2 separate regions of the Homo sapiens genome follow, and region 1 is linked to region 2. Evidence: chromatin contacts called from ENCODE Hi-C or POLR2A ChIA-PET data. All regions are on one chromosome and are shown on one strand. The core of a region is the stretch at or near the end of the contact, and the rest is flanking DNA. Distances in the headings are between cores, read along the strand shown. Region 1 overlaps KLHL6 (kelch like family member 6). Region 2 holds the start of SNHG33 (small nucleolar RNA host gene 33).

What was found. Hi-C counts contacts between places; a loop is a spot of excess contacts on that map. ChIA-PET counts read pairs that join two places held with the same protein, here RNA polymerase II (POLR2A). Pooled maps may share reads with other maps.
Region 1: a pooled map shows a loop between it and region 2 (2.9-fold over the local background). The contact joins the enhancer-like site here to the promoter of SNHG33 in region 2. A Hi-C loop is called at or near these places in 1 of 37 single-sample maps with no recorded cell type and 7 of 50 pooled maps. POLR2A ChIA-PET finds 5 or more read pairs at or near these places in 3 of 52 experiments (CD4-positive, alpha-beta T cell, OCI-LY7 and activated CD4-positive, alpha-beta T cell).

The regions. Positions count from the first base shown.
Region 1 is chr3:183,514,687-183,518,736 of GRCh38, reverse strand. The region is part of intron 2 of KLHL6 (kelch like family member 6); the gene reads left to right. Among named protein-coding and RNA genes, the nearest start is that of KLHL6-AS1, 32 kb to the left of the region's middle. RefSeq lists enhancers at 1-121, 2,128-2,407. Within about 2 kb of position 2,461, at least 8 of the 41 ENCODE cell types and tissues checked have a DNase peak (open chromatin) inside an H3K27ac peak, as active enhancers do; they include CD4-positive, alpha-beta T cell and OCI-LY7, where a contact is called at or near this core.
Region 2 is chr3:183,445,339-183,449,354 of GRCh38, reverse strand. SNHG33 (small nucleolar RNA host gene 33) reads right to left here and starts at 1,747. Exons shown (of 4, transcript NR_038302.1): 1 at 1,590-1,747. RefSeq lists an enhancer at 1,545-2,080.

The DNA of each region.
Region 1 (4,050 bases), core at 1,212-3,711, 69 kb before region 2:
TAGGTTCTTACCACTAACTGGTATTTCTTTCAAAACCACTTCTCTAGTTTAAGTTCTGAAAGTCTATTTAGAAACTCAAAAGCCAAGAATTATCTTCTTTTGCCTGCTCTATCACCCCTTCCCTGAGTAAGCCTGTGCTCGGTTGCTGCCTATAGGTTGTAAAATACAGGAAGTGGGGTGTGGGGTTTTTAATTGTAATGAAAATCCATATCGCTACCAGATTCTGACTTTAACTGCTCCCTAACTACCACAAATTACTAAGCATGTTCTAAGTGCAAGGTGTTTTGTGAGAAGCTGTCAGGAGAATATAAAGATTAAAAATGTGGAGTACAGATCACATTTTTGTAGCAATTTTGTCCCCTACATATCCCATTTGATGTTGACCATGTCTCTGTGGGCGAGCAGGCTAGGTAGAACCATCAGTGTGAGCCTGCGAGGTGAGTTTTATGTTCTTAGCACTTTCCAGATGAGAAAACTAGCTGAGAGAGAGAGAGTGTTCAGCTCATCAAGTGGTGGAGCTATGGGTGGAATTTTCAAGTAAACCCAGAACTTCCAACTCCATATATCCACTTCCCTCCACTATCCCTGAAAGATTCTCAATGAGCCTCCAGGCCATTGGGCAAACCAAGTAGAGCCCAGGGCAGAAAGGAGGGGACATTGAATTGGACCTCATAGGATGGTGGCAGTAGGATTGGGAGAAAAGTATTCCAGGCAGAGAGAACCTGGAAGTGGACTTGTTTCAGCCTTCTCTACCCACCACCCCACCTATTGCAGCTGCCTGTGTTCACGGGGCTGCTTCTCAGCACTTGTCTTCTGCTTCCATTCCTGCTCCTGTGCCCTACGCACACACACACAAACCACACCCTGAGCATCAATCATGTCCGAGATGCAATCATTCTACTTAATCTTTACAACAGTGTTTCTCCCTGGTCCTTACCTCATTGCTGGGCTGAATCACTGAGCCCCAGCCATGCCACTTGCCCCTTGAATATGTGGGTCACATGTATTGCCTGTTGTGCCCTGCTAGCCTGCTGGGGCCACCACCGTCTTCTCTGGAAACTCAGGGGCTGTTTGCTGATTGAACACAATTGTAAGCTTGCCACACTGCTGGTCTTTTCCCCAGTCCACTTCCACAGTTGCCTCAGTCCCTCAACACCTGCCCTGCCTTAGTGAGCAGGTCTTTTGCAGGTCTTAGTTCCTTCCTTTTCTGCCCACTCCATGAGGCTTCCAGGAACCAGCAGGTTTCTCAGCCAAGTCTAGAGCAAGGACTGAAAGGAGTGGCTAGAGGGAGCAGAGAATGCCCCTCCTGGGGGACTGTGAGACATACTGCCACGGGAACGGAGCTGGAGCATCGCCCGGGAGAGGGGAAGAGAGGTGAGGATGGAAGATTAGAATCAATGGTAATTCACAAATTTTTAGCATGAAGACCCCTTTTAAACACCAACACAGACCTCACAGGAGAGGAACTTTACTTTTAGTGTCTATTGCTGGAGAAGAAAAGTTTTGACAAAAAATTTACAATTGTCTGGGCACAGTGGCTCACACCTATAATCCCAGCACTTTGGGAAGCCAAGGCAGGCAGATCACTTGAAGCCAGGAGTTCGAGACCAGCCTGGCCAACATGGCAAAACCCTGTGTCTACTAAAAATATTATATAAAAATTAGCTGGGTGTGGTGGTGCGAGCCTGTAATCCCAGCTACTCGGGAGGCTGAGGCACAAGAATCACTTGAACCCGGGAGGTGAAGGTTGCATTGAGTTGAGATCACACCATGCACTCCAGCCTGGGTGACAGCATGAGACTCTGTCTCAAAAAACAACAACAAAAATTACAATGAATTCAGAAATACTTTGAAATAAATTTAAATGTTATTAATCTCATCACACCTTCACACATGCTGATTTGTCGGAGCTGAAGGTAAGAATATCAATGTCTTTATAGACCCTTTGCAATAACGCCAAAGCCACTTGGACACCATGATCAACAGAATTGCTGATGTGGACTAAAATAGGACTTCAGTGATTCTGAAGTGGATTTGAAGGCACCTTGAGGGAGACATGGAGTCACATGGGTGAAGTCCCCTAGGACCTCAGATTTTGGAGAACGTCATGGGGAAGCAGAGGAGGGGCAGTGGAGATGAGGAACAGGCAGTGCTTTCTCTTGGAGGCAGACACTTCTTGTGGGAACTGCAGCCACGTCTCAAGTGGTTTCTTTGATTGTATTTTTAGTCTCCTCATTTGAGAGTCAGGTGGCTGGCTGCAACCTTTTGCTCACATGTCCCCCCAAACAGGAAGCTGGCTGTCTTTTGCCATTATCTGTCATCTCTCAGCTCTGACAAACAAGTTCATGTGTCATCGGGACAGGCCGAGACAGAAAATTTACCTTGAAGTCTTGAATAATCTTGAATGTGAAGAAGCAAAAGCATATTTAAAAGAAACCCATTTCTGGTTCCCATGATTGCCCTGCGCATCATCAGTTTCCCAGCCATTGGTTGGGATCATGTGATGTTGCCCTACACCCCTCACACTAAAAGTGTTTATTGAAGTATATTTTGGAGGAACTTAGGCAACTTGGAGATCCCCCACCTGCCTCTGTCCTCATAAAGCCTCTTCAGACTCTCCTGGCATTTTGTTAGCTCAACAATGCAACAAGTTACAAAGGCACCACGATGCTGACTGGAGCATCAACTGTACTGCCTCCTAGCAGTGTGAACTTGCATCGCTCTTTGAATTCTCTATTTGCTCCTTTATACAAATGCTAATTCTAACACCTTCCCTTTTTTACCTGTTAAATAAAATACACTTGTTAAAAAATAAAATTTATTTGTTAAGTGAAATAATGACTGGGAATGTGTCTAGCACAGATCTTGGTGCATACTAAGTGATAAATATGTCCTTCCTCTGTCCCTCTTTCTCTTCTTTTTCCAGACTTTCTGCTAGATGCTGCTAGAAATAAATACCCAAGTATGACCTAGAAGCTGCTTTGAGATGCTTGTCTCAACTGACCTTAGTACTCTGGGTGCTCCACAAAAGGGGAAAGCAAGGTGCCCAGTGGAGCACAGAGGAGGGAGGGATTCCATGTTGGGGAATAGGAGAAGCCGTCAAGGAAGAAGTAGCTTTTAAGAATGAACTTCATGAATAGGTAGGATTTCTCTACAATTCTTCTTTTCCTTTTTATTTTTAGTTTTTTAGAGACAGAGTCTTGCTCCGTCACCCAGGCTAGAGTACAGTGGTGTGATCATGGCTCACTGCAAACTTGAACTCCCAGGCTCAAGCAATCCTCCCTCCTCAGCTTCCCAAGTAGCTGGGACTATAGGCATGCAACACCACAACAGGCTAATTTTTACATTTTTTGTAAAGACGAGGTCTCACTATGTTGCTCAGGCTGGTCTTGAAATCCTGGGCTCAATTGATTCTCCTACCTTGGCCTCCCAAAGTGCTGGGATTATAAGCTTAAGCCATTGTGCCCAGCCCTTAAACAATTATTGACCCAGAATTTTAAATGTCCAGAGGTGGGGTTCCAAGCACCGTCTAGTCAAGACTCTGGCTCTCTTCCTCTCTGGATCTTTTGACTTAGCTCTCTCTCTTGTGTTGGTTTTGTACTTAGGTGGAAGGATACCAGGGAGTAACTCACCTGTCCCCTGCCAACTAAGTTCCCAGAAAAATGCCACATGTGCAAATGTTCACATACTATTGTAGGGGTTCACAGACTTTCTGGATCGATCCATTGATCCCAGATGTAATAACTCTGAATCAAGAAAATAGCCCTGGCCGGGCATGGTGGCTCATGCCTGTAATCCCAGCACTTTGGGAGGCCGAGGTGGGCAGATCACTTGAGGTTAGGAGTTCGAGACCAGAATGGCCAACATGGTGAAACCCCATCTGTACTAAAATACAAAAAAATTAGCCAGGTGTGGTGGCGTGCCCCTGTAGTCCCAGCTGCTTGGGAGGCTGAGGCAGGAGAATCACTTGAACCTGGGAGGCAGAAGATGCAATGAGCCGAGATCGTGCCACTGTACTCCAGCCTGGGCAACAAGAGAGAGACTCCATCT
Region 2 (4,016 bases), core at 498-2,997:
CATATTCTTATGTAAAAGATAAAGTCACTTTGCCACTGCTGAATGTAAACAGAGAAAATTGATTTGGAAAAGTTTTAAAATTCAAATTTAAATATGAAAGATCTTCATCCTTTACCCGTGATACGTGCTACAGATATTTTCTCCCAATCCAGTTTTTTTTTTCAGTTGTCTTTTGACTTTATGATGTATTTGCCATGCTATTTGTTTTATGTGGTCAAATTTATCAACTTTTTATTTTATTGCTTATGGTTTTTTGAGTCATAGTTAGAAAGCCTTTTTCTTTTTAGTACTTGTATTGTTTCATTTTTCACATTTAGATCCCTGATCCATTTAGACTTCATTTTTGTTACGCTATAAGGTGTAGATCTAATTTTATCTTTTTCCAAATGGCCAACCAGTTGGCCCAGCTCTGTGTATTACAAAGCCCAACTCTGCTCCAATGATATGTGATAGCACCTTTATCTTTAACTTTCTACCTGCACTTGGGGTTATTTCTGGATTTTCTATTCTATTCTACTTGTCTTTTTATATTATTCACACACTAGTTCCACATCTTAATTATAGAGACTTTGTAACCTCTATAGTCATAAAACCTCTATGACTGCCTTCATAACCTGTATAATACAGTTTTAATTACAGAAACTAAAGACAAACATAACTGTAAACCAATATTGAACTCTGGCTAGTTGGTCTGTTTTTACACAGTGGTATGGGTTAGCAATTTTGAATCTACTTTTTGCACACGATTGAGCAAAAAAGTGAATATCTTGTGGATAAGGAGAGCCAGCTTTCTCACTCTCAGAAAACAGTTACAATTACAGAAAGGGCAAATCTGATTGAACCGTGAGATGCTGCACTGGAACTGAGTTAACAGTATGAAGTCAGCTGTTTTTTAAACATACATGTAGATAGATAGATATAAAACAGATATAGATGTGCCTGGATTGATGCATGTATGGATGTGTGTGGGGAGGGTGTGTGTATACATATAAATATACATGTATATATACGTACATACACACACATATGTACATAAATATGTGTGTTTGCATCTCTCTCTCTCTACATATATATATACATAAAATTTCCTAGCGTTGTCTGCTGAGACAGTCTAGAAGCGATGGCATCCTAGTAGCAACGAACACAACCTACAGCCCAGATACGGCTGTAAAATAGCATTCTCCAAAAAAAGGAACCAGGATTCTTTGGAGAAATGTCTGATTCCAAGGCAGGAGCTAAGTACAAGATGAGCCTGGAACATCTTGTGTCCTTAAACAGAGAATGACGGGGGGACATGTTAAAAGGACACGGGAACCAGAAGTAAGCAAATGAATAAACGGGGGAGAAAGGAAAGCGCTTCCTTACTATAGAAAAAGAGAAAACAGAAAAGCATTCTGTAGCTCGTACCGTGTGGGGGCGGGGGAAGACAGAGGCCTGGCTGCAGAAGGACGCCCTCTGGAAGGGGGACTGGAAGCCGAATCCCCTGACAAGCGGTCGCGGTCCTGTCTTTCCGCTCGAGCTTCGTTCTCCCTTCACCACCCACCCCGCGCCCCCACGCACCGATCCACCGCGGCTTTATGCCTCGTCACCTTGGCAACAGCAGCGGGCTCAGGCAGTGTCGCCACCAGTTTCTTGCACCCGCCAGCAGCACTGACGCTGCAGAGGTTGCCGCCATGTCCCCTCGGACCGGCCGCTTGGTGAAGTGCGGCTGCGTCTCCGTTGTCGTCCACATCACCTCCGTTCGGTGTAAAAGCCTCTTGTCCTCCTCTGGCCACCGTCCAGGTCTGAACCAAGAAATGAGCCAATCCCAGCGAGGCATTCGGGTGGGGGGCGTCACCGTTGAAACCACTCGGCTACAATCTGCCAATCGGGCTCGTGCCCGCGGGGTGTGGTCTCGGCCTCCGGGACCCTGGGGGTCTGCATCTACTCCGGGGTGATGTTGGGGGCTGGGAGGATCTGCTCTGTCCCCAGCCTCCTTAGGCCCTGGGTGTCCCTATCGCCGTTTCCGCCCAAGAACCGCAAGGGCCCACCCTATCGCAGGCTCCAGGGCAAGAAACCCTCCTCTTGACCTTCAATCTTTAGAGAACTGAGGTGAAGAAACGGGGCGGGAGACTGTCGTAGGATACAAAGGAGTGGAGAATAAAACAATGCAAAATTGTATAACATTTTCAAAATGTAAAAAAAAAAAAAAACTGATTAAGAAATCCTCTTAACCATCTCAAAACTGAGATTACTGAATATCTTAAAAATGAAAAAAAAAAGAGCAAGCTCTGCATATTAGTACCTGTGGGATATACCAATACAGTGCTTTTAAAAATTCAAAATAAAAGTAAATTAAATAATTCAGAAAAAATAGCAAGGTAAACCTAAGAAAAGCCGAAAGAAGGAATTCGTAAGAATAAAAGAAGAAAATAAAAAATAGAAATGGAAATGGGAATACTAATAAGAGATTTGAAAAAGGCAACAATAGGGTGGTTGGCTCAAGAAAGAAAGAGGAGCACATCAAAATACAAAATGATAAAGGGGAAATAACCATAGATACAGGAAAACTTAAAAGCATTGCATGATCAGTCAGTTCTACATAATAAATTTGAAAACTTGAATGAAATGGACAAGATTCCAAGAAAATATAATTTACCAAAACATTCCAGAGATAGAAATTCTAAGTAGACCAATTACCATAGAAGAAATAGATGTTGGCCGGGCGCGGTGGCTCACGCCTGTAATCCCAGCACTTTGAGAGGCCGAGGCGGGCAGATCACCCGAGGTCAGGAGTTTGAAACCAGCCTGACCAACATGGAGAAACCCTGTCTCTACTAAAAATACAAAATTAGCCGGGCGTGGTGGCACATGCCTGTAATCCCAGCTACTCGGGAGGCTGAGGCAGAATTGCTTGAACCCGGGAGGCGGAGGTTGCGGTGAGCCGAGATTGTGCCATTGCACTCCAGCCTGGGCAACAAGAGCGAAACTCGGTCTCAAAATAAAGGAAAAAAAGAAATAGATGTTATTAGAGAACTGCATTTCTCCATAGCTGAATCCACAGAAGCACCAGGCCCAAATTATTTCATAGGATAATTCTGTGAAAACTTAAGGAACAGAGAGTTGGTTGCTGTTGATTCTGCCTTAAGCACAGAAAAAAGAGGAAGCATTTCAAATTCTATTCATGAAGTGAGCATAACATTTATACCAAAGTCTCATAAAACACCCATACAGCATATACGTATACATTGACCATAGAAATTCTTACTCATGGCCGGGCGCGGTGGCTCACGCCTGTATCCTAGCACTTTGGGAGGCCAAGGCAGACAGATCACCTGAGGTCAGGAGTTCAAGACTAGCTTGGCCAACATGGTGAAACCCTGTCTCTACTAAAAATACAAAAATTAGCCAGGCTTGGTGGTGTGTGCCTGTAATCTCAGCTACCCAGGAGGCTGAAGCAGGAGAATCGCTGGAACTCGGGAGGTGGAGGCTGCAGTGAGCCAAGATCACACCACTGCACTCCAGCCTGGGAGACAGAGCAAGACTCCATCTCTAAAAAATTAAAAAAAAAAAAATTCATACTCATGAATATTACTGGAAAAATCCTAAATCAAATAAAAATTATAATAAAGTATTTCTATTTTACTAGAAATAGCTGGGTACAGTGGCTTGTGCCTGTAGTCCCAGCTACTTGTGAGGCTGAAGTGGGAGGATCCCTTGAGCCCAGGAGCTCTAGGCCAGCCTGGGCAATGTAGTGAGACCTCCCATCTCTAAACATCGTTATAAAGAAAAAGAAAAATTTGTCATCTCCAAAATGCAAAAAAGGTATTTGTTAAAATTCAACATACATTCTTGATTTTTAAAAAAACTTGTAAAATTCAGCAAATGATATTGACACAACTGGGTAGCCATCTAGAAAAAGTAAAGTTGGATCCCAACTCAAACTCATACCTCACATCAAAATAAATTCCAGATAAAGATTAAATGGAAAAAATGAAGTATAAGTGTACTTCATTAAATCCTCATACATTCTGTAG